Linked DNA regions of Homo sapiens: region 2 is linked to region 1. Evidence: read pairs that join two places in POLR2A ChIA-PET (ENCODE). Cell type or tissue: PC-9. All regions are shown on one strand. Links, peaks and the distances in the headings refer to the core of each region. The heading gives the core; the rest is flanking DNA.

Region 1 (11,547 bases), core at 2,403-10,402:
TTTTTTGTATTTTTAGTAGAGATGGGGTTTCACCGTGTTAGCCAGGATGGTCTCGATCTCCTGACCTTGTGATCCGCCTGCCTTGGCCTCCCAGAGTGCTGGGATTACAGGCGTGAGCCACCACACCTGGCTCGCTCTCTCTCTCTTTCTTTCTTTCTTTCTTTTTCGAGACAGGGTCTCACTGTCACCCACGCTGGAATGCAGTATTGCAATCATAGCTCACTGCAGCCTCGACCTTCTGAGCACAGACAATCCTCATGCCTCAGCCTCCTGAGTACCTGGGACTACGGGCATGCACCACTGTGCCCAGGGCATTTTTTATTTTTAAATTTTGTATAGAGATGGGGTCTTGCTATATTGCCCAGGCTGTTCTTGAATTCCTGGGCTCAAGTATTCCTCCCACCTTGGTCTCCCAAAGTGCTGGGATTAGAGGCCTGAGCCACCATGCCTGACCATAAGAAGGTCTCGAGTTCGTTGGATAGAAGAGCTAGGGAGCCTCCGTAGCTGCAAGCAGCTGGGACTTGGATGGCAGGGAGGGGTCCTGTTCATGGCAGCCAAAGGGTCCTGAATGCCCCTGGCCAATCTGTGACCCGGTCTGCAAGCCTGGAAGAGCACTCCCTGGCTTCTCAACCTTCCAGGGAGGGTGGATGGAAAATGAGGGTATTGGGATGCCTGGTGAAGTGGAACTTAACATTTTTTAATCAGCAGACGCTGCCGGCCACCTTTCCTTTGTACAGTGGAGACAGCTAAGCTCCTTGAAGCAGAACTTCTTTATTTAGAGAGAATCAGTTGAATGATTCCTCTTAGTTTTATTCATATTGAAGGCAAGTGGGTGCCCATTGTGGGGGATGGTGATGATGACGCTATTGCTGGTTGGATCAGTCAGCTACTGCTGCGTACGTAACAAGTAGCCCTGCAGCCAATGACTTCAAGCACTAAGCGTTTTTATTTTATCTTATTTGTGTGTGTGTGTGTGTGTGTGTGTGTGTGTGTGTGTGTGTGAGAGAGAGTGTGGAGTTGGGGTCTCACTTTGTCGCCCAGGCTGGAGTGCAGTGGTGCAATCATGGCTCACTTCAGCCTCAACCTCTGAGGTTCAAGTAATCCTCCTACCTCTGCTTCCAAGTAGCTGGGACTACAGGTGCGCCACCACACCCAGGTAATTTTTTCCTAATTTTTTTTTTTTTTTTTTGTAGAGCTGGCACCTCACTATGTTGGCCAGGCTGGTCCTGAACTCCTGGCCTCAAGTGATCCTCTTGCTGCAGCCTCCCAAAGTGCTGGGATTCCAGGTGTAAGCCACAGCTCCTGGCCTAAGCATTTATTTGTGTTCGTAAGTCTACAGATAAAACCATCTGACTCTTCCAGTCTCAAGTGGGCTCATTCCTGTCTCTGCAGTGAATTTGCAGTGAACTTGGGGTTGGATAGGCAGCTCTGCTGATCTTGGTTGGGCTTCCTTTCTTGTTAGGGGGTTGGCTGGGATAACTGGGCTCTCTTCCATGGGCCCTCTGATTTCTGAAAGACCAGCCTGAGGTTATTCCCATAGAAGTGGGACTGCAAGAGAGTGAGAAGAAGCAACCATCAGGCTGGACACAGAGGTTCACACCTGTAACCCCAGCACTGTGGGAGGCTGAGGTGGGAGCACTGCTCGAGCCCAGGAACTCAAGAGCAGCCTGGGCAACATAGCAAGACCCTGTCCCTAAAAATATGTATATAGAAAAAATTAGCTGGGTATGGTGGTGTGCGCCTCCAGTCCCCATCTACTTGGGAGGCTGAGGCAGGAGGATTGCTTGAGCTGGAGAGGTTGAGGCTGCAGTGAGCTGAGATCATGCTGCTGTACTCCAGCCTGGGTAACAAACTAAGAGGCTGTCGAAGAAGAAGGAGAAGAAGAAGAAGAAGGAGAAGAAGAGAAGAGGAAGAGGAAGAAGAAGAGAGAAGAGGAAGAAGAACAAAGAGCAGCCGCGAGCAAGGCCACTTGAACTTGGAAGCAGATCTTTCTCTGGTGACCTTGAGATGTCGGTGGCCCCAGGTAACATCTTGATTGTAGCTGTTTGGGAAAACCCTGGAACAGAGGACCAGCTAAGTTGTTTCTGGATGCGTGACTTCCAGAAACTGTGAGATAATAAATGAGTTATTTCAAGCTGCTATGTTTGTGATAATCTGTTGCACAGTAATAGGTAATGAATACCAGTACTTGGACAAAGGCTGCCGTTCCTCAAACTCCTTCGTGTGCAGAGCTGACTAGTGGTGTTGAAGTGGGATTCACCGGAGCAAAGGAATTGCAATCCAGTTTCTTTTGCTTCTGAGGTTCTCTCTGATGGGCAGGAGTGGCCCCGAGGGACACCTGAAGGCAGAAAAGGAAGCCTAGTGCTGTCACGTGGGAACTTAGTCTCAAGGGGGACAGAGGAGGAGAACGGAGGAAAACCTGGTTTTGAACGCAACATGTGTCTGGAAGTTCTACCTCCTTCACTTTCCCTGTTATTGTGTCTAGCTTGGTGATTGGGGCCTGAAGTCATTCAAGAATGTAAATCAAAGGACTCTAACCTTGCGGACCTCAGTTGGGGTTCCACTGGGGCCAGTGCAAAGGGAAAAGGAGGCAACAGACTGTGCAAGACTATTGTTCAACAGCAACACCTTGTGGCAGCCACAGAAATAACAGCAGCCTTGGTGTCATCCATCGTACCATCTGGTCCTCTCTCTGTGTGATGTTGGAAAGGGTGATCGGCCCTATAGACTGAGAAGGTGCTCAGGGTCATGGACAACTTGAGGGCAATGTCAAGAGGCACCCAGTGGGCACATATGGTATCCATGGGAATAATTAAGGAGAAGTGACTCTAGTAAGACCATTGCACCCTTCCTTTTTCAGGAACAGCACCTTAGATTTTTCTGGGAGGAACTTCCCTGTCTTGCTTTTGGTTCCTGAAGTCCAGGCAGGGTCAGCTTCAACCTGGGAACCAGGGAGGGAGGCTGTGACCCAGTGCAACCCTACCCCTATGATCGTGAGGTCACTTTTTTTTTTTTTTTTTTTTTTTAAGGCTGAGTCCTGCTCTGTCACCCAGGCTGGAATGCAGTGGCATGATCTCAGCTCACTGCAACCTCTGCCTCCTGGGTTCAAGTGATTCTCCTGGCAAGTAGCTGGATTACAGTGCCCACCACCACACCAAGCTAATTTTTTTGTATTTTTAGTAGAGATGGGGTTTTGCCATGTTGGCCAGGCTGATCTTGAACTCCTGACCTCAGGTGATTAGCCCACCTTGGCCTCCCAAAGTGCTGGGATTACAAGCGTGAGCCACCACACCTGGCCTTGAGGTCACCTTTGCATGCGAAGGCTGTATACTGCTAACACCTGTGACATCTCCTGTCTGATGGTGTCCTGCTGGCTGTTGGAGGCCATTTGGTCCTGTGCAAGCCAGGCCAGAGGGCAGGAGAGCTAATGCAGCTTTCCACCTTTACAGATGGGGAGTGGGTGGATCAATACTTCAGCTCCCTGACCCATCTGTTGGGATAACTCCAAGCAGGTTCTGTACCTCCCAGAGGTTCCCAGTGGGACCGAGCCCCAGTTTCCCGCACATTCACCTGCTCATTAACACCCCTTGTGTTGGCTCTTTCCCTCCCTTGTCTCACTTTCCTCTCCCCTCCCAGTGATTCCTGGAATGCTTTTTTTTTTTTTTTTTTTTTTTTTTTTGAGATGGAGTTTTGCTGGAGTGCAATGGCATGATCTCGGCTCACCACAACTTCTGCCTCCCAGGTTCAAGTGATTCTCCTGCCTCAGCCTCCCAAGTAGCTGGGATTACAGGCACGCACCACCACATCCGGCTAATTTTTGTATTTTTAGTAAAGACAGGGTTTCTCCATGTTCGTCAGGCTGGTCTCAAACTCCCGACCTCAGATGATCCACCCGCCTCGGCCTCCCAAAGTGCTGGGATTACAGGTGTGAGCCACTGCACCTGGCCCGGAATGCTTTCTTCTAGATAAACTCCTTGCCCCACAAATCCTTGCCTTAAAGTCTCTTTCTAGGGAGGTCCAATCAAAGATACCCAGGGCTGGCCAATCAGAGGATGCTACACCTCTGGCCTCAGTGATTATCTCAGGGCCATGACCCATGTTGTCCCAATCAGAGAGAACTCCTAAATATTTGGTGGACTTGTGGGTGAAGTCCTGCTGTGGGGTAAGAAGACACATTTTCCTCAGGGGTTGCTGAGCTGATAAATGCCTTGTCCTCCTAGGACCCATCTGATCACCACGTGGAAAAGCCTCCTGTGAATGAAGTTAATTCAGAAGAAAGCAGATGGTCTTGACATGGCTTCAGCACCTGGATCAAACCGTGCCTGAAGGCATACTATTATTTACAATAGCTCCCTTTTTGCTGAAGTCAATTGAAATCAAGTGTTTCTGTTTGTTCTTTGTTTTTGTGACTTTTAGAGTCCTGGCTATTGAAGAGCTGGTAAAGGTGGTCTCGTGGGCACTATATGAGTTTGTTAGGGCTGCCAAAAAGAAGTACAAAGGCTGGTTGGCTTAAACAATAGAAATGTGTTGTCTCACAACTCTGGAGGCTGGAAGACACCTGAGACAAGGTGTTGACAGGGCTGATCTCTTCTGAGGTCTCTCTTCTTGGCTTTTCAATGGCCACATTTTTCCTGTGTCCTCACATTGTCTTCCCTCTGTGTGTGTCTGTGTCCTCATCTGCTCTCTCTCTATTTTTTTTTTTTTTTTTTTGAGACAGAGTTTCACTCTTGTTGCCCAGGCTGGAGTGCAATGCCGCAATCTCGGCTCACTACAACCTCTACCTCCCACATTCAAGCCATTCTCCTCCCTCAGCCTCCCGAGTAGCTGGGATTACAGGCATGTGCCACCATACCCCGCTAATTTTGTATTTTCTTTCTTTTTTTTTTTTTTTTTTTTGAGACGGAGTCTCACTCTGTCGCCCAGGCTGGAGTGCAGTGGCCCAATCTCGACTCACTGCAAGCTCCACCTCCCAGGTTCACGCCATTCTCCTGCCTCAGCCTCCCTAGTAGCTGGAACTACAGGCATGCACCACCACGCCCAGCTAATTTTTGGATTTTAGTAGATACGGGGTTTCACCATGTTGGCCAGGCTGGTCTTGAACTCCTGACCTCAGGCAATCCACCTGCCTTGGCATCCCAAACCTTCCTTCTTTTCTTGAGACAGGGTCTCGCTCTGTTGCCTAGGCTGGAGTGCAGTAGGACGATCACAGCTCATTGCAGCCTTAGCCTCCCAAGCTCAAGCAATTCTCCTGCCTCAGCCTCCCAAGTAGCTGGGACTACAGGTGCAGGCCACCGTGCCCTGCTAGTTTTTTTGTAGGAACATGGGTCTGGCTATGCTGCCCGGGCTGGCCTCGAACTCCTGAGCTCAAGCAATCCTCCCACTTCGGCCTCTCAAAGTGCTGGGATTTCAGGCGTGAGCCACGGCACCCGGCCTTGCGTGTCTCCATGGTGGCCTGGGCTGCCCTTCCTCACCTCGGCAGTCCTTAAACGATTTCTGCACCATCATTTTCAGGACGCTCTGCAGTGTCGCTCAGTCTTTTTGCACCAGGAAGCTGGAGAGCGACCCGGAGTGGGAGGGATAAAGGACGCCGAGGCGGAGGTGAGAGGATGGCAGAGCGACGGATGGGGCGACATTGATCATCTGCACAGCCCTGGGCCTCTGTGGCCACGTGGCTGGTGGCTTTTGCAGAGACACTTCGCATTGCAGACTCAGCACTTGGCTCATCTTCCCGGACCGCCACCAGCCTCTGCCGAAAAGAAAAAAAAAGCGTGCTGAGCCCCTGAAACCGCCAAATAACCCGAGCAGGGTCTCGATGAGTGGCCTCTGTAGATCATCCGCAAAGCCCTGGTTTCTTCCCAGAGGCAGGGAAGGCAGTGGACGGCAGCCAGGGGAACTTGGGTTCAAATTCTAGCTCTGCCGCCCACTGGGTGACCTTGGACACGCCCTTCAACCTCTCTGAGCTCTCTCCTTTGTAAAATGCTTTTCCAGAGGAGTCAGCTAGGGCGTGAATTCTGGAGACTGATCAACAAATAGGTGCTCAGTGAAGGATAGTAGCCATACAACCATAATAGTAATTATACAAATCACAAGTAGTTACAAATACAAAAATACAAATACAAATACAAAAAAAAGATCCACGGGCTTTGCGATCACATGTGCATACATTTAAATTCCAACTTCGGAATTTATGGAGCAAGAGGGATCATTGGCAAGTTGTTCAGTCACTGAGTCTCAATGTTTTGATCAGTGCATTAGGTACAGTGGTATTTTCTTCCCTGGTGGAGCCTGTGAGGAGGAGCTGGGGAGGCAAAGAGGGTCAAGTGTATGACTCCACGCTCAGGGTGTAATCAATGCCCAATGCATGAAAGTGCATAATCTCAGCACTTTGGGAGGCCAAGTTGGGAGGATCGCTTGAGCTCAGGAGTTCAAGACCAGCCTGGGCAACATGGTGAAACCCTGTCTACAAAAAATACAAAAAAACCGGGCCAGGCGCAGTGGCTCATGCCTGTAGTTCCGGTTACTCAGGAGGGTGAGGCAGGAGAATGGCATGAACCCGGGAGGCGGAGCTTGCAGTGAGCCGACATCGCACCACTGCACTCCAGCCTGGGCGACAGAGTGAGACTCTGTCTCAAAAACAAAAAACAAAAAACAAAAAAACAGAAAAAACAAAAAACAAAAACAAAAAACCTAATTAGTGGCCGGGCGCGGTGGCTCACACCTATAATCCCAGCACTTTGGGAGGCCAAGGCGGGTGGATCACTTGAGGTCAGGAGTTCAAGACCAGCCTGGCCAACATGGTGAAACCCTGTCTCTACTAAAAATGCAAAAATTGGCCAGGCATGGTAACACACGCCTGTAATCGCGGCTACTTGGGAGGCTGAGACAGGATAATCGCTTGAACCCGGGAGGTGGAGGCGGCAGTGAGCCAAGATCGCACCACTACACTCCAGCCTGGGCCACAGAACAAGCTGTAGGACGTGGTGCTGTCTGCCTGGTGGTTCAAGTCAGCTGTTGTAGTTGGCAGAATAATGATCCCCCAAAGATGTCCACATCCTAATCTTAGACCCCATGAATGTGATTCAATGGCAAAGGAGAATTAGGGTTGCAGGTGGAATGAAGGTTGCCAGGCAGCTAGTGATGAGAGAGAAAGATATTATTCTGGAGTACCTGGTGGGCCCAAATCATCGCAAGGGTCTTTTAAAGTGGAAGACAGAGGCAGAAGAGAGAGAATCAGATAGCAACACAGGAAGGACCAGGCCTGGCCGGGCGCGGTAGCTCACGCCTGTAATCCCAGCATTTTGGGAGGCCGAGGCGGGAGGATCACTTGAGGTCAGGAGTTCAAGGCCAGCCTGGCCAACATGGTGAAACCCCATCTCTACTAAAAATACAAAAATTAGCCAGGTGTGGTGACGGGCGCCTGTAATCTCAGCTACTCGGGAGGCTGAGGCAGGAGAATCACTTGAACCCGGGAGGCAGAGGTTGCAGTTAGCAGAGATGGCGCCACTGCACTCCAGCCTGGGCTCCACCTCCACCTCTCAGGTTCAAGAGATTCTCCTGCTTCAGCCTCCTGAATAGCTGGGATTACAGACATGTACCACCACGTCCGGCTAATTTTTTGCATTTTTAGTAGAGACGGGGTTTCACCATGTTAGTCGGGCTGGTCTCAAACTCCTGACTTCAAATGATCCACCCACCTCGGCCGGATCCCAATCTCAAAGTGTCGGGATTACAGGCATGAGCCACCGCGCCCGGCCTGCAGGCTCCTCTTTAGCTGTCTTCCTGCCTTACAGGGTGAGACTCTGTCTCAAACAAACAAACAAACAAAAAAACCAAAGAAGGACTAGACCAGCCACTGCTGGCTGTGAAGGTGGAGGAGGGGGCCCTGAGCCAAGGGATGCGGATGTCTCTAGACGCTGGGAAAGGTGGGAATTGGATTCTCCCCTGGAGAGTAAGATCTAGTGGGATCAGGAAGAGGCACAAAGAGACAGTTCCAACCTCCACAACTTTGCATTTGTGATGCCATGTCCTTCCAATCCCAGCTGCAGCTACGCCTCCTCCAGGAAGCCTCCCTGGGTCCCACCGTCCTTGTGGCCCTGTCGTGTCCTGCAACGGAGAGCTCAGAGGGTCTGGGGACTGTCGCAGGTCCCTCCCCCTTTTCCAGGTGCACTGCTATCATGATTATACGTCACTCTAGAAAAAACTGATTACATTGCAACCTGACCTTCTCCCTGTCTGCGGGGCCCATTACCACGTCAATCAGATGGCTCAGAGAAGGAAAAATTATTTTATCTTTAACAATACTTAAAACTGCTCAGCAGGGCCATCTTGGGGACTGGGCGTTGGCAGCTGTGGGTAGGTGCTCTGGGTCTCTGCATCCTACAGGCTCCCCTTTATTTATTTATTTATTTATTTATTTATTTATTTATTTTTGAGACGGAGTCTCGCTCTGTCGCCCAGGCTGGAGTGCAGTGGCATGATGTCAGCTCACTGCAACCTCCACCTCCCAGGCTCAAGAGATTCTCCTGCTTCAGCCTCCTGAATAGCTGGGATTACAGGCATGCACCACCACGCCTGGCTAATTTTTTGCATTTTTAGTAGAGATGGGTTTTCACCATGTTGGTCGGGTTAGTCTCAAACTCCTGACTTCAAATGATCCACCCACCTTGGTCAGATCCCAATCTCAATGTGTCGGGATTACAGGCATGAGCCACCGCGCCCGGCCTGCAGGCTCCTCTTTAGCTGTCTCCCTGCCTTACAGAAAAGTCTGGAACCTTCTGATTTGCAAACTGAATTCCCACCCTCCTGGGCCACCCCATCCGCAAAGGGGGCTCGCCCTTCCGGAACCAGCCCAGATCCCTCTCTCTTGTCTCTCTCTTTGTCTCTCTGTCTTTGCCTCTGTCTCTCTCTTTGTTGGCACTGGGGAGACCCAAGAATCGAGTGCTCATGGGCTGGTGGGTATCCACAAATCATTTCCTCAGCCTGAGCACCGCGTGATGGAGGGGCCACCATCACACCCATTGTGCAGTGTGGAGACCGAGGTCCAGAGACACAAAGCCCTGTTTCTGTTTCTTTTTTTTTTTCTTTTTCCTTTTTTTTTTTTTTTTGAGATGGAGTCTCGCTCTGTTGCCCAGGCTGGAGTGCAGTGGCGCAACCTTGGCTCACTGCAAGTTCTACCTCCCAGGTTCACGCCATTTTCCTGCCTCAGCCTCCCGAGTAGCTGGGACTACAGGTGCCCGCCACCAAGCCTGGCTAATTTTTTTTTTTTTTTGTATTTTTAGTAAAGACGTGTTTTCACTGTGTTAGCCAGGATGGTCTTGATCTCCTGACCTTGTGATCCACCTGCCTCAGCCTCCCTAAGAGCTGGGATTACAGGCGTGAGCCACCGTGCCCGACCCCTCTTGCCTCAATTTTCCCATCAGGTGAATGGGAGTCAGTCTCGTCCCTTACGGGCTGTTGGGAGCTGGAGTCCTGCCCGTCACAGAAGGATTGTGAGGTAAGATACAGGACACCCAGTTCAACTTGAATTTCAAATAAACAGAAAATACTTTTTTAAGAAAAAAAAAAAAAAAGTCTGAGTATACCCCAAATATTGCATGGGCTATACTTATACTAAAAACTCACTTGTTGTTTGGCTGAAACTCAGATTGAACCCGGCATTCTGTATTTTTTTTTTTTTCTTTCAGACGGAGTCTCACTCTGTCGCCCAGGCTGGTGTGCAATGGTGCGATCTTGGCTCAATGCAACCTCCACCTCCTGGGTTTAAGCAATTCTCCTGCCTCAGCCTCCTGAGCAGCTGGGATTACAAGCACACACCACCATGCCCGGCTAATTTTTGTATTTTTAGTAAAGGCAGGGTTTCACCATGTTGGCCCGGCTGGTCTTGAACTCCTGACCTCTGACCTCAAGTGATCCACCTGCCTCAGCCTCCCAAAGTGCTGGGATTACAGGCATGAGCCACCGTGCCTGGCTGGCAACCTGTATTTTTATTGGCCACATCTGGCAACCGGAGCATGAGGCTCTGGAGAGATAGAAGGTTCTGGACATTGTGGGGCAGACTCATTTGTATCAACAGTATCAGGTTGTCCTGGCTGCTATGAGGACAATGTTGAGATTTCCCAACAGAGTGCTGGAAGATTTGTTTTTTTTTTTTTAAATTATTACTTGGCCGGGCACGGTGGCTCACGCCTGTAATCCCAGCACCTTGGGAGGCTGAGGCGGGTGGATCACAAGGTCAGGAGATTGGGACCATCCTGGCTAACACGGTGGAACCCCGTCTCTACTAAAAATACAAAAAAATTAGCCAGGCTTGGTGGCAGGCCCCTGTAGTCCCAGCTACTCGGGAGGCTGAGGTGGGGGAATGGCGTGAACCTGGGAGGCGGAGGTTGCAGTGAGCCGAGATGGCGCCACTGCACTTCAGCCTGGGCGACAGAGCGACACTCCATCTCAAAAAAAAAAATTATTACTTTATTTATTTTAATAGAGACCGGAGTCTTGCTGTGTTGCCCAGGCTGGTCTCGAACCCTGGCCTCAAGCAATCCTCCTGCCTTGGCCTTCCAAAGTGCTGGGATTCCAGGCATGAGCCACTGGGCCCAGCCTGATTTGTCTGCAATGTGGCACAGTTGCCTCTGCTGGAGCCAGGGACCGCCTCTGTCACTGGGAAATGGTGGCAACCATTACGGCTTGACCCTCTCCAGCAACGCTGGGCAGAAAGCCCATCTCATGAAGCAACAAAGAACCCAACTAGATTCAGGCCGCTGTCTCCCTGTCCCGTCCTCCCCCCTCCACCCCAGCCACCCATCACAGTCCATCCCCAAGGCCGGTGGCTCGCCCTGTCCTCAAGGTGTCAATACCTCCCCTTCTAAATTTCACCCTGGAAATCAATTAGGGTCCGGGCGAGTTGATTATAAATCAGCTATTTTCATAATTGTTATGTCTTTAATAAATCAGAACTGTGCACGTTGCATGCAGGCAAAATGGAGCTGTTCTCCTGAGGTCATCAATTACCCGGAGGGGAAGACAGGGCCGTGTCCGCATTCCCTCGTCCTCCACCCGATCCGGAGACGCTGCCGGCCGGGCCAGGGAGTTCCTGGACCCGGGCCGGGCCGTTCCATTAGGGAATTGCTTAAGCAGCGTTTTAAATAACAAAAAGGGATATCATTTAATTTTTTCGCAACGTGGAAATCAATACGCTGTCCTTCAGGCGGCCTGACGGATCGTCTTGGCGAGCTTCTCCGAGTTAATCTAATTTTTCTGGGTCTGGCTGGGACCAGCCGTCTTGCGCGAGGCCTCCTGCGTGCCGGCATCAGCCCAGCCTGGAATCCATGGTCTCAGACGGATCTTCCCACAAGTGCTGTGGATGTATTTGGCAGGCGGGGAGGCAGAAAGGTGGGCAACAAGCCATTTCTTTTATTTATTTATTTTTTTGAGATGGAGTCTTGCTCTGTCACCTAGGCTGGAGTACAGTGGCGTGATCTCGACTCGCTCACTGCAATCTCTGCTTCCCAGGTTCAAGCAATTCTCGTGCCTCAGCCTCCTGAGCAGCTGGGA
Region 2 (11,547 bases), core at 2,165-10,164, 61 kb before region 1:
AGCCACACTGGACTCAGGGCCCTGGCTCTGTTTGGACAAAGACACAGCAGGGGGGGCCACAAGCCGCCTCCAGTTTTGGGATCCCTGCTCCAAAGACCAGAACATAGGAGCAAGCAGGCTGGCAGAACTGGTGGGCACAGCTGGGCATGGTGCCTCACACCTGTACTCCAAGCACTTTGGGAGGCCGAGGCAGGCAGATCACTTGAGACCAGCCTGGTCAACATGGTGAAACTCCATCTCTACTAAAAACACAAAAATTAGCCAGGTGTGGTGGTGCACGCCTGTAATCCCAGCTACTCGGGAGGCTGAGGCAGGAGAATCACTTGAATCTGGGAGGTGGAAGTTACAGTGAGCTGAGATCACACCACTGCACTCCAGTCTGGGCAACAGAGCGAGACTCTGTATTAAAAAATAGATATAATTAGCCAGGCACGGTGGCTCATGTCTGTAATCCCAGCACTTTGGGAGGCTGAGGTGGGTGGATCACCTGAGGTCAGGAGTTCGAGATCAGCCTGGTCAACATGGCAAAACCTTGTCTCTACTAGAAATACAAAAATTAGCAGGGCATGGTGGCGCATGCCTGTAATCCCAGCTACTCGGGAGGCTGAGGCAGGAGAATCTCTTGAACCTGGGAGGTGGAGGTTGCAGTGAGCTGATGTTGCACCACTGCACTCCAGCCTGGGCGACAGAGTGAGAGTCCGTTGGGTATCACACCCCCACTCACTCAGCCCCTGGCTGAGTCATAGCAGGTGGACACTCATGGGGACCAAGACGCCGTTGAGGGACGGGACCCAAGAGATGCGGCTATAAGTGGGGTGTGCTGGGTCACTGGAGATGCCTGGCTTGCTTATTGACGAAGCCTCAGGCTCTGGAGGTGGGGGAAGCCGTGGGGGAGGGAAGGGGAGAAAAAAGAGGGATGGAGAGATAAAGACACCGAGACACAGAAAAAGAGAGATTCAGGGAGAAGAGAGACAGAGACTGAGACACAGAGTGAAACAGACGCACACACACAGGGACGCAAATAGACAAAAGCAGAAACAGATGAACCCAGGACCTGCACAGATGTGGATCTGCACTTGGGGCAGCCGGGCCCTCTACTCCATGTGCCCACTAGGTGGCGCCCAAGAGCCACGCTCTGCAACGCAGCCGACCCGGTTGGGCCCCTCCTGCCGCGGAAGCCCCCATCTCTCTGCCCGCCCAGCGTTTCCCCCACGGGCCCAACACCACCTTTGTGGGAGGCCCTGGAGGCGCAGGTGGAGGCTGGAATGGGGGCTTCCTCAAGGGTCGAGGGTCTCCAGAGCCTCCCAACCCGGCCCCCGGTAGGCGAAGGCCCTGGTTGTGTCTGTGCTTCTCTTAGAGTGAGTTTGTATTGGTCTCAGGAGTGGACGTGCCTGCTTCTGTCTTGGGGTGTGGATCTGGTGAATCTCCGTGTGTGAGGCTTAAGGCCGTGTGTCTCTCTGTGTGCATCTGTGTTTGTCATGGGGCGTGTGTCCGTGTGTGTCTGTGTTTGCTCTGGGGGGCATGTGTCTCTGCGCATGTGACTACGTGTCTCATTTTTCTCTTGCTACATATCATGGCTGTATTTGCCTTGGGTGTGTCTGTGTCTCTGTGTGACTGACTTCTCCTCATGCTGTGTACATTTTGGTGTATCCGGGCTGGCGAGTGACTTGATGTGTGCCTCATGTCTCCGCCCCCCTTGGAAAGCTGCCTCTCCCGCCCCTGCTCACCTTTCCTGGCGGCTCTGTATAGAGTCACCAAAGAATTCAAGAACTGAAATATTTATGAAGTGCTTCCTGGGGTCCCCTGGAGAGACAGGAGCGACTGTTCATGGAGCTGTGTGTCTGTGGGTCTGACCAAACGAGATTTAGATCCTGCTCAAACTAAGCACCTACTATGTGCCAGGCCTTGGCTCGGGTACTGCCTTCATGCTATGCATTCAGTTTCCTCATCTGTAAAATGGGCCTGATATTCGGCCGGGCGCGGTGGCTCATGCCTGTAATCCCAGCACTTTGGGAGGCCGAGGCGGGCGGATCACAAGGTCAGGAGATCGAGATCATCCTGGCTAATACGGTGAAACCCCGTCTCTACTAAAAATACAAAAAATTAGGGCCGGGCGCGGTGGCTCACGCCTATAATCCCAGCACTCTGGGAGGCCGAGGCGGGCGGATCACGAGGTCAGGAGATCGAGACCATCCTGGCTAACACGGTGAAACCCTGTCTCTGCTAAAAGTACAAAAAATTAGGGCCAGGCGCGGTAGCTCACGCCTGTAATCTCAGCACTCTGGGAGGCCAAGGCAGGCAGATCACGAGGTCAGGAGATTGAGACCATCCTGGCTAACATGGTGAAACCCCGTCTCTGCTAAAAAAAAATAGCTGGGCGTGGTGGCGGGCGCCTGTAGTCCCAGCTACTTGGGGGGCTGAGGCAGGAGAATGGCCTGAACCCGGGAGGCGGAGCCTGCAGCGAGCCGAGATCGCGCCACTGCACTCCAGCCTGGGCAACAGAGTGAGACTCTGTCTCAAAAAACAAAACAAAACAAAATAAATTATAAAAAAAAAAAAAAAATGGGTGAAATTCCACCATGGCGTACCGTGGCCAGGGCCAGAAAGTGCAGAAGGTTATGGTGCAGCCCATCAGCCTCATCTTCAGATACTTACAAAATAGATCGCGGATTCAGGTGTGGCTCTATGAGCAAGTGAATATGCGGATAGAAGGCTGTATCATTGGTTTTGATGAGTATATGAACCTTGTATTAGATGATGCAGAAGAGATTCATTCTAAAACAAAGTCAAGAAAACAACTGGGTCGGATCATGCTAAAAGGAGGTAATATTACTCTGCTGCAAAGTGTCTCCAACTAGAAATGATCAATGAAGTGAGAAATTGTTGAGAAGGATACAGTTTGTTTTTAGATGTCCTTTGTCCAATGTGAAGATTTATTCATATTGTTTTGATTACCGTTGTGTTACTACAAGATGGCAATAAATACTATGGGATTGTTTGTGTTAAAAAAAATGGGCTTGATATTAGCATCTATCTCATAGCATTGCTATGAGGTGAGTTGAGGTTTATAAAACCTTGAACACTCCTGGAGCATGCTAAAGACTCAATGTGATAAATTATCTCAGGCTGGGTGTGATGGCTCACGCCTGGAATCCCAGCACTTTGAGAGGCCAAGGTGGGCAGATTAGTTTTGAGCCCAGGAGTTCGAGACCAGTCTGGGCAACATGGCAAAACCCTGTCTCTACAAAATAATAATTATAATAATAATAACAATAACAACAATAATAATAATAATACAATAATTAGCCACGCGGGATGGTGTGCACCTATAGTCCCAGCTACTCGGGAGGCTGAGGTGGGAGGATCACTTGAGCCCAGGAGGCGGAGGTTGCAGTGAGCTGAGATCACGCCGCTCTGCTCCAGCCTGGGTGACACAGAGCCAGACCTTCCCTCAAAGAAAAAAAAAAAAAAGGAAAAATCACCTCATTTAATTCTAATAACTACAAGCACATCTATTAACCTATGGGTCAGTGGGGAGCCCCTGAGAATTCTTCACTCACTGCTAAGAACTTGAGGGTTGTCAAAAAGGCCTAAATAGATTGGATGCTTGGACGTCTGTCTGCATAAAAACTTTCCTTTTAGCTCAGCTCAGCGGTTCTCAAACTTCAGAAAACTGAGTAGACGGGATCATGCTGGGTATAAAAATCAGGGGCATGAGTTGTTTCAGACATTGGGAACTCAGCGGTGAATAGAACAGACAAAATAGCCGTTGGGGAGTTTCTGTTCTGATGGGGAAAAGATAATAAATGAGGTTGTCACTCAACAAATGTGAGTCATTATGGTTATTTTCCATCAAAGACTTTCAATATACTTTGCCATTTCGCCCTCCAGAAAGATGGGACTTGGTACTAACTTATCCCAGCAATGTATGCAAGTGCTCACTGCCTTGTACCTTCACAAAAACTATTATTGGATCTTTTTGTCAAATATTAGAGTGGTGAAATTCTTTTTTTTTTTTTGAGACGGAGTTCACTCTTGTTGCCCAGGCTGGAGTGCAATGGCACAATCTCGGCTCACCGCAACCTCCACCTCCCAGGTTCAAGCACTTCTCTTGCCTCAGCCTCCCGAGTAGGTGGGATTACAGGCATGCGCCACCATGCCCGGCTAATTTTGTATTTTTAGTAGAGACAGGGTTTCTCCATATTGGTCAGGTTGGTCTCGAACTCCCGACCTCAGGTGATCCACCCGTCTCAGCCTCCCAAAGTGCTGGGATTACAGGCATGAGCCACCGTGCCCAGCAGTGAAATTCTTTTTTCAAGTCTTTTACAATTTCCCACCTATGTCTTTTGTGTGTCCAAAGTGTATGCACGTTCTTTGCACATGTTGCTTTATTTTTATTGATTTCTAACAACTCTTTATATATGAGGAATGCTACTTTGTTTAAACATGTTGGTGGCAGATAGCCTTTGTTTCTAATAGAATGAGGCTAGAAAAACACAACTTGCCAATAGGGACCACCATAAACCTTCATTTGCCCAACAAACATCCTGCGTGTGAATCAATCAATCCCTTCCTTCCTTCCTTCCTTCCTTCCTTCCTTCCTTCCTTCCTTCCTTCCCTCCCTCCCTCCCTCCTTCCTTTCTTTTCTCCCTCCCTCCTTCTTTCCTTCCTCTCCTCCCTTCCTCCCCCCTCTCTTCCTTCCTTCCTTTAGATGGAGTTTTGCTCTTGTCGCCCAGGCTGGAGTGCAGTGGTACAATCTTGGCTCACTGCAACCTGCGCCTCCTAGGTTCAAGTGATTCTCCTGCCTTAGCCTCCAGAGTAGCTGGGATTACAGGCACCCGCCACCACAACCGGGATTACAGGTGTGTGCCTGTAGTCCCAGCTACTCAGGAGGCTGAGGTGGGAGGATCGCTTGAGCCTGGGAGGTTGAGGCTGCAGTGAGCCATGGTCATGCCACTGTACTCCAGCCTGGGCAACAGAGTAAGATCCTGTTTCATAAAGTAAAATAAGATAAAATAAAATAATAGCATAGGCCAGCCGGGCACAGTGGCTCAATGCCTGTAATTCCAGCACTTTGGGAGGCCGAGGCGGGTGGATCACGAGATCAGGAGATCAAGACCATCCTGGCCAACATGGTGAAACCCCGTCTCTACTAAAAATACAAAAAATTAGCTGGGCATGGTGGCGGGCGCCTGTAGTCCCAGCTACTCGGGAGGCTGAGGCAGGACAATGGCGTGAACCCGGGAGGCGGAGCTTGCAGTGAGCCAAGATCGTGCCACTGTACTCCAGCCTGGGCAACAGAGCAAGACTCTGTCTCAAAAAAATAAATAAATAAATAAAAATAAATAATAATAATAATATAGGCCAGAATGCCTGTTCATCAGAGGCTGGGCAGCAGGGAGAAGTGTGGGTTGGGGGGGGCTGCATATTCCACCAATCCTGTAGGCAAATAGGGAAGGAGGGTGGGTGCCAGGCCCACTTGCCCCCATCTGTAACATATCCACTGCCCTTAGCATTGCCACATTCTGGAATTATAGATACTTTGCCTCTTGTAATGTAGAAGAGATTTCTTTCTTTCTTTTTTTTTTTTTTTTTCGAGAGAGGGTCTTGCTCTGTTGCCCAGGCTGGAGTGCAGTGGTGCAATCATAGCTCACTGCAGCCTCCAACTCCTGGTCTCAGGTGATCCACTTGCCTCAGTCTCCTGAGTAGCTGGGACTACGGGGGCGCACACCACCACGCCCAGCTAATTTTAAAATTCTGGCCGGGCATGGTGGCTCATACCTGTAATCCCAGCACTTTGGGAGACTGAGGCAGGCGGATCACTTAAGATCAGGAGTTCGAGACCAGCCTGGCTAACATGGTGAAACCCCGTGTCTACTAAAAATATAAAAATTAGCCTGGCGTGGTGGCGCATGCCTCTAACCTCAGCTACTCAGGAGGCAGGAGAATCGCTTGAACCTGGGAGGTGGAGGTTGCAGTGAGCTGAGTTCGTGCCTAGGTGAAAAGACACTCCAGCCTACGTGAAAGAGTGAGACTCCGTCTCAAAAAAAAAAAAAAAAATTGTAGAGTCAGGGCCTTGCTATGTGGCTTAGGCTAGTCTTAAAATCCTGGCCTCAAGCGATCCTCCTGCCTCGGCCTCCCAAAGTGCTGGGATTACAGGCAAGAGCCACCATGCCCGGACTCTGGCCCATTTTAAAAAGCCTATTCCTCTTGCTTCCTGCTGAACTTTATTAAAACTTACTACTGCAGCTTTTTCTCCCCTAAGACAGCCAGAGGGGATGTATGGTGATTACCGCTCAGAGCCCCCACCCACCCACTAGAGAGCTCTGAGATTCCACATTGTTCAGGAGGACTGAACACCAGCTGTTCTAAGATCCTAAGTGTCTACATGTTCAGTGATCCCACGATTCTGAGCCTCCAGACTCCAGAGCTCAGGGATTCTCTGAGCTCATCACTGTCTGCCTGGGTCTTCCATAATTGCCCGCAACAGATAATACAGTGTCTCGAGGCAAAAACCATGATCCCTCTAATCCACAGACCCAGGCACAGGGGCCGGTCGCCCACAGCCACCGAGCTTTTCCTAACAGCTTAATGAGAAAGTCAGAATTAACTGGAAGTGGCACCTAGCACTCCCAGGGCTCAGCGTGGCCTCCCCGTGTTAAAGCCGAGTGTCCCCAGGCCTCCCTTTGACCTTCTTGGACACCAGCAATTATGATGGGCGAGGCCTGGAATTCAGCCTGAATAGGGAAGTGGCTGGGGCCATGGTGACCTAGTTCTTCAGGTTAAGCCAGCCCGCCCACCTTCCCCGGAGAGTGACCAGCCCAGCCTGGGTTCTCATTCTGCCACTACTCCTCTCCGGGCCTCAGTTTCCCTCCTTTGTTCAAGGAGGTCAGGGATCATGCCAGCCTCCTACTTTGCTGTGTTACATGTAAATTTCTTGGCACATGTATTATGTTATCATCTCTCTTTGTGCACACGGATACCTTCCCAGAAAGGACACTGCTGGCTTATACCTTTTTCAAATAGCTATTGTCAGAGAGCTTACACCATTTCACACTCTGAACCCCAGCAGCATGAGGCTGCTCTTTTCCCAAAACCCTGAAAACACAGCAAATGCTCAGACTTTTTCATCTTTACCAGCCAGACAGATGAAAAGAAGAAAAAGATATTTCATGGTAGTTTTTTTTTATATTTAGGTTACCATGAGCGAGAATGAACTCCCTTGCCTATGCCCAGAAGACGTTTGTATTTCCTTTTCAGAAAACCGTTCATGTGTGGTGGCTTATGCTTGTAATCCCAGCACTTTGGGAGGCTGAGGTGGGAGGATTGCTTGAATCCCAGGAGTTCGAGACCAGCCTGGGCAACATGGCGAAACCCTGTCTCTACTAAAAATACTGAAAATTAGCCGGGAGGGGTGGTACACAGTTTCAGTGAGCCAAGATTGTGTCACTGCATTCCAGTGTGGGAAACAGCAAGACCCTGTTTGCTCAAAAACAAAAACAAAACAACAACAACAAAAATCCATTCATGTCTTTCACCCTTTTTTGGACTGGCTTGTTAATCCATATTGATTTCTAGATGCTTTTTACATATTAAGGATATCAGTCTCTTGTCTATCATGTTTTGGAAGATTTTCCCCCTTGATGTTGCCTCTTCATCTTCTAGTATTTTTTATTTGTTTGTTTTGTTTTTCTTTTTTCTTTTTTTTTTTGAGATGGAGTTTCCCTCTTGTTGCCCAGGCTGGAGTGCAATGGTGCGATGTTGGCTCACCGCAACCACTGCCTCCTGGGTTCAAATGATTCTCCTGCCTCAGCCTCCCAAGTAGCTGGCATTACAGGCATGCACCACCACACCCAGCTAATTTTGAATTTTTAGTAGAGACAGGGTTTCTCCATGTTGGCCAGGCTGGTCTCGAACTCCCTACCTCAGGGGATCCGCCTGCCTCAGCCTCCCAAAGTGCTGGGATTACAGGCGTGAGCCACCGTGCCCGGCCTGTTTTGTTTTTCTTAAGACAGTCTCTCACTCTGTCACCCAGGCTGGAGTGCAGTGGTGCAATCTTGGCTCACTGCAACTGTGTACTCCACAGTTGCCATTGTACTCCACCCTGGGCATTGTACTTCAACCTCCTGGGTTGAAGCCATTCTCCTGCCTCAGCCTCCCAAGTAGCTGGAATTATAGGCACCCACCACCACACCTGGCTAATTTTTGTATTTTTAGTAGAGACAGGGTTTCACCATGTTGGCCAGGCTGGTCTCGATCTCCTGACCCCAGGTGATCCACCCACCTTGGCCTCCCAAAGTGCTGAGATTACAGGAGTGAGCCACTGTGCCCAGTCTCTCACCCCTTTTTCAATTTGCTTGTTAATCCTTATTGATTTCCAGATGCTCTTTACATATTAAGAAAATCAGTCTTTTGTCTGTCGTGTTTTGGAAAACTTTCTTCCTTGATGTTGCCTTTTGATCTTCTAGTATTTTTTTAATGTGCATATGTGTGTAGGAATTTTATATTTGTAGTCAGTTATTAATCTTTTAATTAAAGGTTTCTGGGTTTAATATGCTTTAACACAGTTAAGATTAATTTTATTTTTATATTTTTTTGAGACGGAGTATCACTCTGTCACACAGGCTGGAGTGCAATGGTGTGGTCTCGGCTCACTGCCAGCTCCACCTCCCGGGTTCAAGTGATTCTCCCGCCTCAGCCTCTTGAGTAGCTGGGATTACAGGCATGCACCACCACACCTGGCTAATTTTTGTATTTTTAGTAGAGACGGGGTTTCACCATGTTGGCCAGGCTGGTCTCGAACTCCTGACCTCTTGATTTGCCCGCCTCAGCCTCCCAAAGTGCTGGGATTACAGGCATGAGCCACCGCGCCTGGCCCAGATTATTTTTATTTTTAACTCCTGTGTTTTCTCCTAATATTTGTATAGTTTATTTCGCTGGGGGCAAGGGTTGAAGGGGCCATCTGGAATTTAATTTGGTTTGAGTTATCTTTAAAATCTCCATCTGAAAAAAAAAAAAAAAAGGCTGGACGTGGTGGCTCACGCCTGTAATCCCAGCAATTTGGGAGGCCAAGGCAGGCAGATCACTTGAGGTCAGGAGTTTGAGACCACCCTGGCTAACATGGTGAAACCCTGTCTCTACTAAAAATACAAAAATTAGCCTGGCGTGGTGGCGCACGCCTGTAATTCCAGCTACTCAGGAGGCTGAGGCGGGAGAATCGCTTGAACCCAGGAGGCGGAGGCTGCAGTGAGCCGAGATATTGCCACTGCACTCCAGCCTGAGTGACAGAGTGAGACTCCATCTCAAAAATAGTAATAATAATAATAAAAACTAGAAACCTCCATCTGAACTCTCATGGTTGTGTAAGAGTGATGTTTGTGGGCTGGGCGAGGTGGCTCCCACCTGTAATCCCAGCACTTTGGGATGCCAAGGCGGGTGGATCACCTGAGATCGGGAGTTCAAGACCAGCCTGACTAACATGGAGAAACCCCGTCTCTACTAAAAATACAAAAAATTAGCCAGGCTTGGTGGCGCATGCCTGTAATCCCAGCTACTCGGGAAGGCTGAGGCAGGAGAATTGCTTGCACCTGGGAGGCGGAGGTTGCGGTGAGCCGAGATTGTGCCATTGTACTCCACCCTGGGCAACAAGAGTGAAACTCTGTCTCAAAAAAAAAAAAAAAAAAAAAAGTGATGTTTGTGTAATGAATGGATTACAACAAAACTGCTAATGCTAGGTGGCCTGGGTTCGAATCCCAGCTCTGCCACTTTTCTCTCTGTTTCCTCTGGGAAATCTCTTTTCTTCTCTATGCCTCAGTTTTCTCACTTGTAAAATGGGAAGTCATAGTGTCATGAGAAAAGTAAGAGATGCTTCCCCCACCCCAATAAAGTACCTAGAAGACTGTCTGTCACTTAGCAGGTGCTCTTTTCTTTTCTTTTCTTTTTTGAGACGGAGTTTCCCTCTTGTTGCCCAGGCTAGAGTGCAATGGCAGATCTCCGCTCACCACAACCTCCACCTCCTGGGTTCAAGCGATTCTCCTGGCTCAGCCTCCTGAGTAGTTGGGATTACAGGCACCCACCACCACGCCTGGCTAATTTTTTTGTATTTTTTGTAGAGACGGGGTTTCTCTGTGTTGGTCAGGTAGATCTCGATCTCCCAACCTCAGGTGATCTGCCCACCTCGGCCTCCCAAAGTGTTGGGATTACAGGCGTTAGCCCCTGCACCCAGCCCTTCTCTTTTTTTCCTTCTCTTCCTCTCTCTCTCTCTTTCTTTCTTTCATTCTTTCTTTCCTCTTCTCTTTCTCTCTCTCTCCCTCTTTCTTTCTTTCTTTCTTTCTTTTTTTTTTTTTTTTTTGAGACGGAGTCTCGCTGTGTCTCCCAGGCTGGAATGCAGTGGCGCACGATCTCGGCTCACTGCAAGCTCCGCCTCCCAGGTTCACGCCATTCTCTTGCCTCAGCCTCCGGAGTAGCTGGGACTACAGGCGCCCGCCACCACGCCCGGCTAATTTTTTGTATTTTTGGTAGAGACGGGGGGGTTTCACCGCGTTAGCCAGGATGGTCTCGATCTCCTGACCTTGTGATCTGCCCACCTGGGCCTCCCAAAGTACTGGGATTACAGGCGTGAGCCACCACACCCGGCCATTTTTTTTTTTTTTTTTTTTTTTTTTTTTTTTGCGATAAGTCTCGCTCTGTGGCTCAGGCTGGAGTGCAGTGGCACAATCTCGGCTCACTGCAACCTCTGTCTGCGGGTTCAAGCGATTCTTCTGCCTCAGCCTCCTGAGTAGCTGGAACTACAGGCATGTGCCACCACGCCTGGCTAATTTTTGTACTTATAGTAGAGACGGGGTTTCACCATGTTGGCCAGGTTGGTCTCGAACTCCTGACCTCATGTGATCCGCCCACCTCAGTCTCCCAAAGTGCTGGGATTCCAGGCATGAGCCACCGCACCTGGCCTAAAAGTAAATTTTTTTTTTAATGTAGGCTGAGCGTGGTGGCTGAGGGTTATAATCCCACCGCTTTGGGAGGCCAAGGCGGAGAATCACTTGACGTCAGGAGTTCAAAACCAGCCTGGGCAACACGGCCAGGCCCCATCTCTACAAAAACTACAAAAGTGAGCTGGGCTTGGTGGCAGCGCCTGTAGTCCCAGCTACTTGAGAGGCTGAGGCGGGAGGATCGCTTGAGCCCGGGAGGTCAAGGCTGCAACGAACCATGATTGCGCCACTGCGCTCCAGCCTGTCCTTAAAAAGATCAAATAAAGTGGCCTCCCAGCCTCCCTCCCTGGAGCCTCCACCATGTAACCCCCTGGACATTCGCGCGTCTCCTTGGCTGGGATGACCTCGCTGATGGCTCTGTGCTGAGTGGCCACTCCGCCTCTAGACCCCCGGGCGCACTCTGGGGCCAGCAGTGGGGAGCGGACGCCTGAGGGGACCGTGGCACCCGCCCCGCCCCGCCGGGCCGGGCCTGCCCACTGCGTGCCGGGCGTGTCCGGGCGGGCGGAGCGCGGGCGCGGCGGGGGCGGGCGGCCAGGCTAGTCGGGCGGGTGCGCGGGGC

The links. ChIA-PET counts read pairs that join two places held together with the same protein. Peaks named below come from ENCODE experiments on the same cell type or tissue, not always from the same donor. Only the 100,000 strongest peaks of a DNase experiment are listed, where the experiment ranks them.
Region 2: POLR2A ChIA-PET joins it to region 1 with 12 read pairs; 3 of 35 experiments call an interaction of 5 or more read pairs at or near these places.

Annotation. Positions count from the first base shown.
Region 1 is chr19:5,506,989-5,518,535 of GRCh38, reverse strand. No RefSeq gene overlaps it. Among named protein-coding and RNA genes, the nearest start is that of TINCR, 55 kb to the left of the region's middle. RefSeq lists enhancers at 144-313, 5,107-5,606, 10,293-10,462 and a cis regulatory region at 10,377. In PC-9, for the core only: a CTCF peak has its summit at 2,594 (motif pointing left); a DNase peak (open chromatin) is centred at 6,495.
Region 2 is chr19:5,567,971-5,579,517 of GRCh38, reverse strand. It overlaps the pseudogene SNRPEP4. Among named protein-coding and RNA genes, the nearest start is that of TINCR, 5.8 kb to the right of the region's middle. In PC-9, for the core only: no CTCF peak of the experiment used is centred there; DNase peaks (open chromatin) are centred at 3,767 and 6,717; H3K27ac peaks cover 2,649 bases.